Regions from separate parts of the Homo sapiens genome. Here region 1 is linked to region 2. The links are chromatin contacts, found by Hi-C in ENCODE. All regions are on one chromosome and are shown on one strand. Each heading gives the region's core, a stretch centred on a gene start or an enhancer-like site at or near the end of the contact. The rest is flanking DNA. Distances are from core to core; before and after follow the strand shown. Region 1 holds the start of ZNF18 (zinc finger protein 18). Region 2 has its middle 130 kb from the start of LINC00670.

Region 1 (6,487 bases), core at 2,628-5,127, 420 kb before region 2:
ATCACGTGGTCAGGAGATCGAAACCATCCTGGTTAACACGGTGAAACCCCGTCTCTACTAAAAAAAAATACAAAAAATTAGCCGGGCATGGTGGCGGGCACCTGTAGTCCCAGCTACTCAGGAGGCTGAGGCAGAAGAATGGGGTGAACCCAGGAGGTGGAGCTTGCAGTGAGCCAAGATCGCGCCACTGCACTCCAGCCTGGGGGACAGAGAGAGACTCCGTCTCACAAAAAAAAAAAAAAAAAAAAAAAAGAGGGTTGAGAAGACTAACTACCTTGAAAATACTCCTATGGTGTTGATATAAATAATCACTATTTTATGTGAATGGTATCAAATTTTAGAAGATCACAACTAAGACAGTAGAAAGAGAAATATTAAATCGCAAATAATATTATTCTAAAAAGGATCATCCACTACTTCTAGTTAACTTTCTTGCAAGTAATCACAATATAGGATTACTGGGTAAATCCTTAAATGTTATGAAGAATTTGGTGGTCATCATTTCTCCCTAAGACTAATCACAGCAATTTTTAAAAAAAGATACCCCATCACTTGAGGATCTGGCTTAATCAGAGATCAGTACAATACTCTAGCTTTTTGTAGCTGCTTATTTCTTAAGGTGTAGGAAACAATGTCTTCATCCTTACCGTTTCACCAAAATAATTTATCCGACATTGGAAAATCATTTAAAAACTAAAAAAGAAAAACAATTTTTTTTCAAGGGCCTGAGAAAGGAAAAAGCGAAGTCAAAAGAATTACAGTTGACCATTGAATAATGCAGGAGATAGGGGCGCCAACCCCCCACACAGTAGAAAATCCATATATAACTTCTGATTCCCCAAAAGCTTAGCAGTCTATTGACTGATGCCTTAAATAGTTGATTAACATACATTTTGCATGTTACTGTATTTTTGTGATAAAGTAAGTTAGACAAAATATTATTAAGAAAATTATAAGGAAGAGGCCAGGCCAGGTGGCTCACGCCTGTAATCCCAGCACTTTGGGAGGCTGAGGTGGCTGGATCACAAGGTCAGGAGATCGAGACCATCCTGGCTAACACGGTGAAACCCCTTCTCTACTAAAAATACAAAAAATTAGCCAGGCGTGGTGGCGGGCGCCTGTGATCCCAGCTACTCGGGAGGCTGAGGCAGGAGAATGGCATGAACCTGGGAGGCAGAGCTTGCAGTGAGCTGAGATCGTGCCACTGCACTCCAACCTGGGCGACAGAGCGAGACTCCGTCTCAAAAAAAAAAGAAAAAGAAAATTATAAGGAAGAGAAACTACATTTACTATTCACTAAGTGGAAGTGAATCACCATAAAGGTGGTCACCTTCATCATCTTCACACTGAGTAGCCTGAAGAGGACAAGGAACAGGAGAAGGAGAAGGAAGGGTTGGTCTTGCAGTCGCAGGAGTCACAGAGGCAGATGAAAATCCTTGTATAAATGGACCCTTGCAACCGTAATCCAATACCAAATGTTTTTTATGTGGTCCTCATTAAATTTATTTTTTGCTTAAAAAGAAACCCAGGTCTGAGCGCAGTGGCTCACGCCTGTAATCCTAGCATTCTGGGCGTCCAAGGCAGGGGGATCATTTGAGGTCAGGAGTTCAAGACCAGCCTGTCCAACATGGCAAAACCCCATCTCTACTAAAAATACAAAAATTAACCGGGCGTGGTGGTGAATGCCTGTAATCCCAGCTACCAGGGAGGCTGAGTGAGGCAGGAGAATTGCTTGAACCCAAGGGGGCAGAGGTTGCAGTGAGCCGAGATCACACCACTGCAAGAAAAAAAAAAAGAAACCCAGGCCAGGCGCGGTGGGTCACGCCTGCAATCCCAGCACTTTGGAAGCCCTAGGCGGGAGGACCACCTGTGGTCAAGAGTTTGAGACCAGCCTGGCCAACGCAGTAAAACCCCATCTCTACTAAAAATACAAAAATTAGCTGGGCATGGTGGTGCGCACCTGTAATCCCAGCAACTCAGGAGGCTGAGGTAGGAGAACAGCCTGAACCTGGGAGGCGGAAGTTGCAGTGAGTCAAGATCGTACCACTGCACTCCAGCCTGGGCGACAGAGGGAGACTCCATCTCAAAAAAAAAAAAAAAAAGAGTCAGTGAAGTCAAAAAATCTGAACACTATCAACCGACTTGCTCTAATTGACATTTTCAGAACACTAGACCCAAGAACTGCAGAGTATACATTCATTACAAGTGCAAAGAGTATTCATCAAAACAGACCATATGCATAATTTTCAAATGACTGATATCTTAAAATTAGCTCTAAAAATATTACGCAAAGTGGTATTGCTAAAAAGCCATTAAAGCAATACCAAAAAACACTCAAAAACCCAATATCTGATAGAAAAGGAACACAAGAGAAACAAAACCAGAAAGGTCAAATGGAAAACTTTAGAGCTTCCTGGGTTCAAATATATTCTCTGATCATAGTGCAATTAAAGTAGAAATCAATAACAATAACTAGAAAATCCCAATTTATGGAAATTACTAAATAATGCTCTTAACCCATAGTCAAAGAAAAAAATCACAAAGGAAATTAAAATATGTTTTCATACTGAGTGACAATGACAGCATTATCAAACCACCTGAAAAGCAGCTTTAGCTCAGAGGTAAACCTACAGTTTCAAATAACATCTTAAAAAACGAATAAATATATTTTTAAAAATACCTTGCTTTGTAAATCCAACCTATTTGGCTCAAGAGTTTCAAATAACAAGCGGCAAGATTTTAGATAGCAAGATACCGACCTGTAAACTTACTGCAATTTATCTGTTTCCTAAATTAAGATAGCAGTTTAGATAATATTTAAGAGAAATGACATTTTGGAAAAACTACAGATTTTATAAAATACTTAAATCTTTTGTTAGTAATATTATACTCCCAGGTAGTGTGTAAGAAAAATGTCTCGATTATTCAAAATTAAATTACTTTATATAGTATTAAAAATTTAATAGAGTTTATATTCCGATAACCTCATGAGGAACTGCCCCCATTAGTTATGAAAAAAAAATAAGGTTGTCTGTTATACCTGTTATTAAACCTTTAACAAATAGAATGAATTTTTAAAAGTGCATTCTAGGTGTAATATACACAAGTGGTTACATACATGGTTACATATATAAGTAACCATTTGTTAAGCACCTACTACGTATCGGCTCATTATTAAGCTCGGTTCATGTATTTCCAATTCCCACAATTACCCTGGTGTACAGATCAGGAACCTCCGAGGCTCACAAGTGGCAGCCAGATTAACCCAGGAAGCTCTAAAGCCTTTGCTTTGGGGAGAACTGCCAACGTCTGGTGATTTGTTGGGGCGTTTTCTGGTTGTCACAAGCAGCTAGGGGAACTGGCATTTAGTGCTCGAGGCCAGGGCAGCGCTGCTCATTGGATATGTATTCTCCACCATGCGCCCCCCAAATGCCGACTGCACTCTGATGAGAGAGGGAGAGACTCCAGGCATCATCCCATCGGGTTTCCTCTTCCAGAGACTCATTTTCAGCCCTTAGGGGAAGACAGCGGGGAGGAGCCCGTTTTCGGTCCCAGTGCAGAGACCCGGCCGGTCCCGCGGGGCGCAGAGGCGCAGGAATGCAGAGCCGGGACGGGGTTCACACATCCCCCCGCACCCACGGTCCACTCCCAGCCATGGCTGCCCCGGCCCCGCACTCGCCACGTCCCCCGCGCGCTCCCAGACGCATGGGCAAGGGAGCCCGCTGGCCCCTCCGTAGCTCCGGGGTGCCCAGCTGAGTCAGGTGCGGACGCAGATAGCGCAAGGCCTGACCCCGAGCGGCCGGAGGCCGGGACCGCCCCGCAAGCGCGCTCACCTCGGCCCGCGGCGCCGGCTCCGGGCGCACTTCCGGGAGCTGGGTGGCTGCGCGCGCCTCAGGCGGCAGGCGAACGACGTGCGGCACCGGGCGGAGCTAGGGGGCGGGGGCGGAGCTGATACCGAAGCTCCTATTGGCCGTCGGGGACGCCCCGCCTCTCTCTGGCGTTGCAGCCCAGGAGCCTCCACCGACATGGCAGCGAGGTTCCCGAGCCAACGCCATCCTCCGTTCCTTCCGTCACTCACTCACTAATCACTGTTCCTGAGTTCCTTCACTTCTCACCCGTCATTTATTGCGCACCTATTCTGTGCCAGGCACTCGGCCAAGCACTGCGAGGCCTTCAAAGATCATTTCTTTGTCTCTCCCAAACCCTTCCGCCCAGTCCCACCCGCAGAGCTGCAACGCTCTGCCATTATCCCTGATTCTTAACCGCCGCCTTTCTCCTTTCCGTTCTTGCCTCACTGGGCCTCCCTGAGACACTTGATTTGCCCCAACCTTCTTCCTCTGTCTTGGTTCTCCCACTCTCATCAGCTCTGCATCCCCTGGGTCCTCTCCCACTTCTCCCCATTCCGTTGGGGCTAGTCCAATGTGGTGCCATCCTCTTTCCACCTGCGTCTCTCTCTCTTCTCTCTCTCTCTCTCAACAAATGTCATCCCTGACTCTTCCCTTCTCCTTCCCTTTCCCACACGCCAACAATGGCTGAATCCTCTGATTTGACCTCATTGTCTCTCAGACACCTCACCCTCTCTCCCTTCTCACTATCCCTCCCTCGGCTCAGTTCCACACCATTTGTAATGGTCAAGACCTTCTTACCCTTTCCCCAGCGTCCAGTGTTGCCGGTTTCCAGGCCATCCTGTGCTGGGCCACGACATCAACTTGTGATACTAAGTTGCATTAATGGAAGTATCATGTCAAAGTTTGGGTGTTCCACCTTGGGCAACTGGCAAAGAGGAGGGTATTCAAAAAAAGCTGCCATGTTCCCCAATAACCTATGGAAATAAAATAAATAAAAAATAAAAATTTAAAGAAGAGCTGTCATTATCATAACATGTCCTGTACCTGTCATTATCATAACATGTCCTGTACCTGTCATTATCATAACATGTCCTGTACCTGTCATTATCATAACATGTCCTGTACCTGTCATTATCATAACATGTCCTGTACCTGTCATTATCATAACATGTCCTGTACCTGTCCCATGTTTACAAGAATTAAAGATCCTCCTCTGGAGAAATAAAGCTTGATGCGGGGATGGGATTACATCTTCATGTACCTGAAAAGTGACCAGCGGAAAAGGGATTCGACATGTTCTCTTAAGTCCCAGGGTCTGAACAAGATCCTATGTGTGAAACTACTGTTTCAGCCTGACATAGGTGGAAGTTTCTAGTCTTTTTTTTTTTTTTTTTTTTTTTTTGTATTTTTGGTGGAGACGGGGTTTCACCATGTTGGCCAGGCTGGTCTCGAACTCGTGACCTCAAGTGATCCACCCACCTTGGCCTCCCAAAGTGCTGGGATTACAGGCATGAGCCATGGCACCTAGCTGGACGTTTCTAACATTCATGTGATTGATGGCGCTGCTTTGAGTTCCTGAGGACAGCATGGCTAACAATTTACCAGGCACATTTAGAGGGACACCTTCATTGGGTATTGCTTCCAACATCAATGTGCTCTGCTTCTAAGAAAGTCAAGAGATAAGGTGGTTTAGAGGGGAAGATTATAGGAGTTTTATCTTCAATGTGTTCGCTTTTAGCTGATCAACACCCAAGGAAGATAACAGTAATTCAAAACCATTAATTGGGTTCTGACTCCTTTGTGAATCTGATGGAAGGTAAAATTTTTCCCAAGAAAAATGCACATACACATCTACATACAACACTTTGCACTCAAATCCAGGGAGCTAACACAGCCTTGAAACCCATCCTTGGAACCCACAAACCTCAGTTTGAGAACTCTAATCCTGGTAGATGGTTCCTGATATGAAAATGACACTTTGAAGTTTAATAATTTCTTTATAAACTGGCACCTTAGGAAAAGGCATAAACACTTATTTCGAAACAGGCTGAACAATCAAAATATTTTTTAAAATAGGGAGATATCTACCTCAGCTTAGGAAATAATGAAAAGGTGTCATCTATTTCTATTATTCACTTACTCATTCAATAAATATTTACCAGATGATGTGCCCAGCACTCTTCCAATAGCTATATATGCAAGAATGAACTAAACACACAAAGTCCCAGCCCTCCCAAGACTTATATTTTGTAGGGTGAGCTGGACAATAAATAAGTGCACAAGTGGTAATTATAGGTGTTGTGAAGAAAATTACATTGGGGTAAGGAGGAGAGGTACTGTTAGAGATGGAGTGCAAGTTATATAGGATGGTCAGGGAAGGACTAACAGATAAAACAGGCTTGAATCCAGACCGGAAGTTAATTAAGACGCAAGCCTTGCGTGTATCTGTGGGAACCTCCAGGCAGAGGAAATTGCAAAAGTTTTTGTTGTTGTTGTTGTTTGAGACAGAATCTTGCTCTGTTGCCCAATGTAGTGCCAGAATCTCAGCTCACTGCAACCTCCGACTCCAGGTTTAAGTGATTCTCCTGCCTCAGCCTCCTGAGTAGCTGGGATTACACATGCTTGCCACCGTGCCCAGC
Region 2 (6,561 bases), core at 3,357-5,856:
AATAGGGAAACAGATGATTTAAAATATCTCATCCAGAATTGCATAATTATAAGGCTCAAGCTGGAATGAACCTGCATCTGTCAATGCCAAGGGCCACCTATTCACCCTATGCCTTCCTAATATCAATTCTTCCCAAGCTGGGCTTCCATGTCACTTTTTCCATGAATTCTCTTTCAATTTCTTCCCAGTTCATTGCTCTCATTCCCTAATTCGTAAGTAAGTATGTGTTGAGAATGTACTTTATGCCAGACACTGTGCTGGTTCCTAGGGGTAGAGGCATGAATGAGACAGAGTGGATTTCTGCCCTCCAGGAGCTTACATTCTCCTGGGGGAAATAAAGAATAAACAAGCAAACAAAGGACTAAAAAGATAAAGAATGTGTAAGTACTGTAAAAGTGATAAATAAGGCAATAGCAGACAAGAGTATCTGGGAGGGATCTATTTAACATATAAAGGATTAGAAAAGGTCTCTAAGACCTGGTATTTGAACTGTGACTTGGAAAATATGACAGAGCCAACTAAATAAGGTGCTGGAGAATGAGCACACCATGCAGCGAGAGAAGCAAGTGCAAAGGACCTGGGGCAGGAAATAGCTTTGCACATTTGATCAGCAGTTTTTCTGGGCCATTTGTGAGTGGTAGAAGATTAGCTTGAAAATTAGTAGGCACTTGGTCATGTAGAGCCATGAGGACACTTTGAGTTTTATTCTAAAAGCAATGTTAAACTTTTGAAGGATTTAAAAAATGGCTTTATGGAGGTATAATTGACATGCAATAAACAACATATTTGAAATACACAATTTGATATGTTTTGACATATTGTGTTAGGCTATTCTTGCATTGCTGTAAGTAAATACCTTAGGCTGGGTAGTGTATAAAGAAAACATGTTTATTTGGCCCACAGTTCTGCATGCCTTACATGAAGAATGGTGCTGGCATCTGCTTCTGGTGGGGCCTCAGGAAGCTTGCAATCATGGCGGAAGGGGACAGGGAACCAGTATGTCACACAGTGAGAGCGGGAGCAAGAGAGAGAGGGAGGAGGTCCCAGACTCTTTAAACAACCAGATCTCACATGTAGTAACTGAGTAAGAACTCACTCATCACCCAGGAGATGGTGCTAGGCCATTCATGAGGGTTCCACCTCCATGATCCGATCACCTCCCACGAGGCCTCACCTCCAACATTATGAATCACATTTCAACCTGCGATTTGGAGAGGACAGACATGCAAATCATCTCACACCATGAGATGACACCAAATTATACCCCCGTGAAATTATCATCATGATCAAGATAATGAGCATATCCATCATTCCCAAAAGTTTTGTCATGGTCCTCAAAACCCCACTCAAAACCCTACCTGACCCCAGCTCCAGGCAACCACTGATTTGCTTCATGTCCCTGTAAATTAGTTTCTATTTTCCAGAATCTTATGTAAATGAAATCATAAAGTATGTACTTGTGTAAGTGTGTGTGGCTTGTAGGTTTTCATAGATTCCTTTTATCAGGCTAAGCTCTCTTCTATTCTTAGTTTGCTGAGTGTTTTCATCAGGAATGGGTGCTGTATTTTATCAAGTGCTTGTTCTCTATCTTTGCAGATGATCATCTTGCTTTTTTTTTTTCTTTTTAAGACTATTAGTTGATTGTTTGGAATGTTAAACTAAACTTACATGCCTGGAATAATCCCTACTTGATCATGATTTATTATGCTTTTTATATATTGTTGAATTGAATTTGCTAAGATTTTGTTTAGAAAATTTGCATGTATGTGGTTTTTTTATTCTTGTAATATCTTTGCCTGGATTTGATGTCAAAGTAATGCTGGCCTCATAAAATGGGTTGGGAAGCATTCCTTCTCTTCCCTATTCTTTAAAAGTTTATTCTAACTGGTATTATTTCTTATTAATGTTTGGGAGACTTCACTAGGGAAGCTGCCTGAGGCTGGAGGGTTTTTTGTTAGAAGGTTTTAAACTACAAATTCAACTTTAAAAAATAGATACAGGATTATCTATTCAGGTTCTCTTTCTCTTCTTAAGCAAACATTAGTTATATGTTTTTCAGGGAATTTGCCTATTTTTCTAAGTTCTCAAATTTATTGCCATAAGGTGGTTCACAATAAGCATTTATCATCCTTTTACTTTCTGTATAATTTTTAGTGAGGTCTCATTTTTACTGATCTCTCATTTCTAATATCTTTCGTTTGCATCCCCTTCACCCCAAAAGTTGATAAGTCTGGCTGGAGGTTTATTAAATTTATTGAACTTCTCACATAACCACCCTTTGATCTCATTTATTTTCTCCACTATGTTTTCTGTTTCATATCTAATTGGATTTTGCCCTATTTTTATTATTTCATTTTTTTATTTGGAGTTTAACATGTTCTTTTCTAGTTTATTTAAGAAGAAAGCTAAGGTCTTTGATTTGAGGCCCATCTTTAGGTCTTCCACTCCAGCTGGTGGAAACAGGAATGATTCCCAGTCTCATGTGAATTCTAAAGAATTGTTCCCTCTAGGGGCGGGGCCTGGTGGCTCACGCCTGTAATCCCAGCACTTTGGGAGGCCGAGGTGGGCGGATCATGAGGTCCCGAGATTGAGACCATCCTGGCTAACACGGTGAAACCCCATCTCTACTAAAAAACAAAAAATTAGCAGGGCGTGATGGCAGGAGCCTGTAGTCCCAGCTACTCTGGAGGCTGAGGCAGGAGAATGGCATGAACCTGGGAGGCAGAGCTTGCAGTGAGCCGAGATTGCACCACTGCACTCCAGCCTGAGCAACAGAGCGAGACTCCGCCTCAAAAAAAAAAAGAATTGTTCCCTCTAATCTTTTCAAGTAGTTCTTTCCCTGGCCTCTGTTTCCTCACAGATATGCATTGGGCAGCACTCAGCACAAGACTTGAGGGGACCCTGTGTAGGTCTCAGGAGCTGTCTTGCAGCTCTCTCTTCTCCAGCGTTCTCCCCTGAATCCCACAACTCTGACTTCCTTGGCCTCCCAGACTACTAGTATTGTCTCCTCAGCTCCACAAGGCCACCAAGCCCTGCCTGGTTTCCCTAGAAATTCTCTTCAGACCAGGCGCGGTGGCTGGAGCCTGTAATCCCAGCACTTTGGGAGGCTGAGGCGGGCGGATCACCTGAGGTCGGGAGTTCGAGACCAGCCTGACCAACATGGAGAAACCCCGTCTCTACTAAAAATACAAAATTAGCTGGGTGTGGTGGCACATGCCTGTAATCCCAGCTACTTGGGAGGCTGAGGCAGGAGAATCGCTTGAATCCGGGAGGTGGAGGTTGCGGTGAGTCTAGATCGCACCATTGCACTCCAGCCTGGGAAACAAGAGCGAAACTCCGTCTCCAAAAAAACAAAAACAAAACAAATTCTCTTGGGGCAGTAGCTGGGGCAATCGAAGGACTCTTCCTTTGTTTTGAATCTCGGTTGAATGTTTTGTATACCATTGTTTTATACTCTTTGTGTAGTGTTTTAGTTATTTCATACTAGAGCATAAGGCTAGTCCCTGTTATTCCGACGCTATCAAAAATGGAAGTTTCATCCTTTTGGGGGATTTCAAGTGGAGGAGTGGTGTTATATCATCCAAGGGTTAAGAAGATCACTCTTCTGCTGTTCCATCTGAAAGCAGATGGGAAGTGGAGGACAGGTCTGCTATTGTAGGAATGCAGGCAGGAAGTGCTAGGAATTGAAGAGGGATTTTTTTTTTCAAGGGCCACGGGGGCAGAGGGTGGCTCCAGATCCACTTGGAGGTGGAACCCAGAGAACTGGCTGATAAACTGGATGTGGAGTGGGTCGGGGGGAAAGGGAGTTAAAGCTACCTCCTGGGTGTTTCCTAGAACAACTGGGCCAATGGGGAAAGCCAGGGAAGGAAGTGGGCATTGTGGACAGGCGGAGATCAGGAGTTACAGTTTGGATATAAGCTTGAGATGTCTTTTTAATCAGTCACATGGATCTAGTCAAACAGGAAGAGGGCTATAAGAAGGTAGAGCTCCAGGGAGGAGTCAGAGTTGGAGACAGAAAAACGGAGTCATCAGTATAGAATTATTCAAAGCTCTGGGCCTGGAGGAGATCACCCAGGGGAACAGTGTAGACAGAGGAGAAAAGAAGGCCTAGACTGAGTCCGTGGGACCTTCAGCATCTAGATGTCAGGAGAGCAGGAAGAGCTGAGAAGGAGTTGGAGAAGAGGCACCTGTCTTCCCAGGAGACTCAATTCCTTTATTTAACCATGTGTTTTTCAGTTTTATAATTACCTGTTTATCCACCTGTCGCTCAACTTGCCTGGGAGCCCTTGAGGTCGGATGCCCTGTCTTATTTTGCATTGCCCACATCTAACACGGTGTCTGGCACCTAGATGGACCTTGAATGAATGAATGGATGAATGAATGAATGAATGAATGAAGACTAAGGGAGTTAAAAGATTACTGGTATGAGGTCAAAAGGACAGAGCTTTTTTGTAGTCCAAGGGACTGCAAAAGACAATTCTGGGAAAGTTGAGCTCAGAAAAAAAAAAATCTAACAGTCCAGAAACATTTTCCTGAGTGCCAGTTTCCTGATCTGTCAACTAAAACGTCCCGGAGAAGTGATCTTTAGAGTTACTTCTGTTTACATGCTGCACACAGACGGGAACGCTCCATTTGGCTTTCTCTGCAGAGTCCACAAGGAGACAAAACAATGTGTTAAAGTTGCGCTTCCTTGGTTGATGTTTCTATTCTTTTGGTCTTTTGTCTGTTTTCAAACAGATCAAAGCACGTCTTGTGAAATGTTCTGGCCCCAGAGTAGAATTTAAGATGCACAAAGGGCATGAGTAGACATTAATAAAAAACTCATTTTGACCCTTTCGAACTGGCGGCCACCATGGAGGTCAGAAGAGGGCAGGTGTATTCCTGCCAGCCCCCTAGAGACATAAAGATGTCTGCCCCGAGGAATCAGGCTAGGGATTAGTGACAGGCTCCATGCCTGCCCCCTGCCACACTGGACAGCCAAACCTCCTTCTCTTGACTTACAGGACTGGCAAAGACAGTGACAGGGGCCTGGCCGTGGAGCCTGGCTGAAATCCGGGCCCCAGTGAAAGCCCCACAGAGAGCTGCAGAGAAAGGCAACCTTCAGAGGCTGACTTTGATATTTACACTTCCCCAATTTCTACGGAGAGCCGTGGTCTCGTGTTTTACACATTCAGCAATTGCACAGGCCCTGAAAGGTTTTAACTGTCCGGTTGAAACTATAATAAAGTTTACTGTGGTTAAAACCTGAAATGAGTCTGAGTTTGGATTTTTCAGCCCAGTGGCTTCGTGTAAACAGTTTACTTAACGTCGTTTTTGGCTCTTATTCAATAAACCACCATGATAATCCCGTTCACAGACAAAACAGATCACGGATTAGCAGACAGGCTGCTGTAACAAAAGCAGCGCATTACCTGCTCTTTGTGCAAAAGGTAGAGCTCCGTTTTGCAGAAAGTATTCGTCTATCTTTGTTTTCATAGTTGAAGAGAAGGAACGTTACATTGTTTAGCTCCTTTTTGTACCACAAAAATAGATTTTAATTAAGCACATAAAGTGAGCCGGGCTTGGAGCTGTTATTTTCCAGAGAAGGCATACTGGCTTTATTCAAATTGGAAGAGACCCCAGGCAAATGCCAAAATCACCTATTGCTTACATTTCATTTTAATGTGCTCAAGTTCAATAAAAGTTTATCATCTCCATTAAACCAGTACCTATTGGAACTGATTTAATCTTGTTAGCACAAAGAACCACATGAAAGAAACCAAGACCCCAGGACAAGACTGTACATAGCACAGTTGCGCCGGGGTAGAAATTACATAAAAGAAATGAAGCATCCACCGATGACAGAGTGCCTCACCTGCTCTTATGTGTGTGCGCTTGCTCGTGTGTGTGCGGAGTGTACTTGTGTGCACGGATCCACACACCCTGCAGTGCAGGTCTCTGGCCGTCTGCCACAGTGCAGCATGCTGGGGAGGCTGCCAAGTGCGGGAGTCCTCAGCTGCTCAGTGTCACAGCACCGCCACGCTCCCACACGGACCCTGAATTGTGTGACATTTGAACAAACACATGTCACGTGTAGGGGTGCTGGTCAAATGTCTACTGGCAACAGCACAATGAGGACATATATCTTGATTCTAGCCCCAGAGAGCACACACACTCACACACTGTCACACTCACTCACACACACAAACACAGGCCTTTCTTTACCGGGAAGAGTCAGTTTGCTCTCCGCCTTCAGTATTCTCTTTTCTGTCAACTAGAAAGCCTCCAAGAGCTCATGGCTAGACATGAGTGGGGTCCAAGAATTCAGGGGTGTTAGATCTTTGATTCAAGGTGTGGCTTGACATTAGGACTTGGTCACAGGGGACATAAATGACAAGTTGGTGGCACCCACAGGTGTGTGCTTACCTGAGACGGATGCAATGAGGAGGTGGATTTAGTGGATGATATCAGGGGCTGCAGGCAGAAGCTGAAGGATCCATTTCCTTAAAAGACTCAGCACTAAGGCACGAGTGGGATTTCTTAGGACTCCCAGTGAGAAAAGCGCTGAATGGAAGAAGTGAT

The links. A loop is a pair of places that touch in the nucleus more often than their neighbours do. Pooled maps may share reads with other maps.
Region 1: a pooled map shows a loop between it and region 2 (3-fold over the local background). The contact joins the promoter of ZNF18 here to the enhancer-like site in region 2. A Hi-C loop is called at or near these places in 7 of 37 single-sample maps with no recorded cell type and 4 of 50 pooled maps.

What each region holds. Positions count from the first base shown.
Region 1 is chr17:11,993,598-12,000,084 of GRCh38, forward strand. It overlaps ZNF18 (zinc finger protein 18), which reads right to left and starts at 3,878. Exons shown (of 7, transcript NM_001303281.2): 1 at 3,834-3,878. RefSeq lists a silencer at 3,577-4,026 and enhancers at 3,959-4,942, 4,057-4,296, 4,367-4,446.
Region 2 is chr17:12,416,870-12,423,430 of GRCh38, forward strand. No RefSeq gene overlaps it. Among named protein-coding and RNA genes, the nearest start is that of LINC00670, 130 kb to the right of the region's middle. Within about 2 kb of position 4,607, at least 4 of the 41 ENCODE cell types and tissues checked have a DNase peak (open chromatin) inside an H3K27ac peak, as active enhancers do.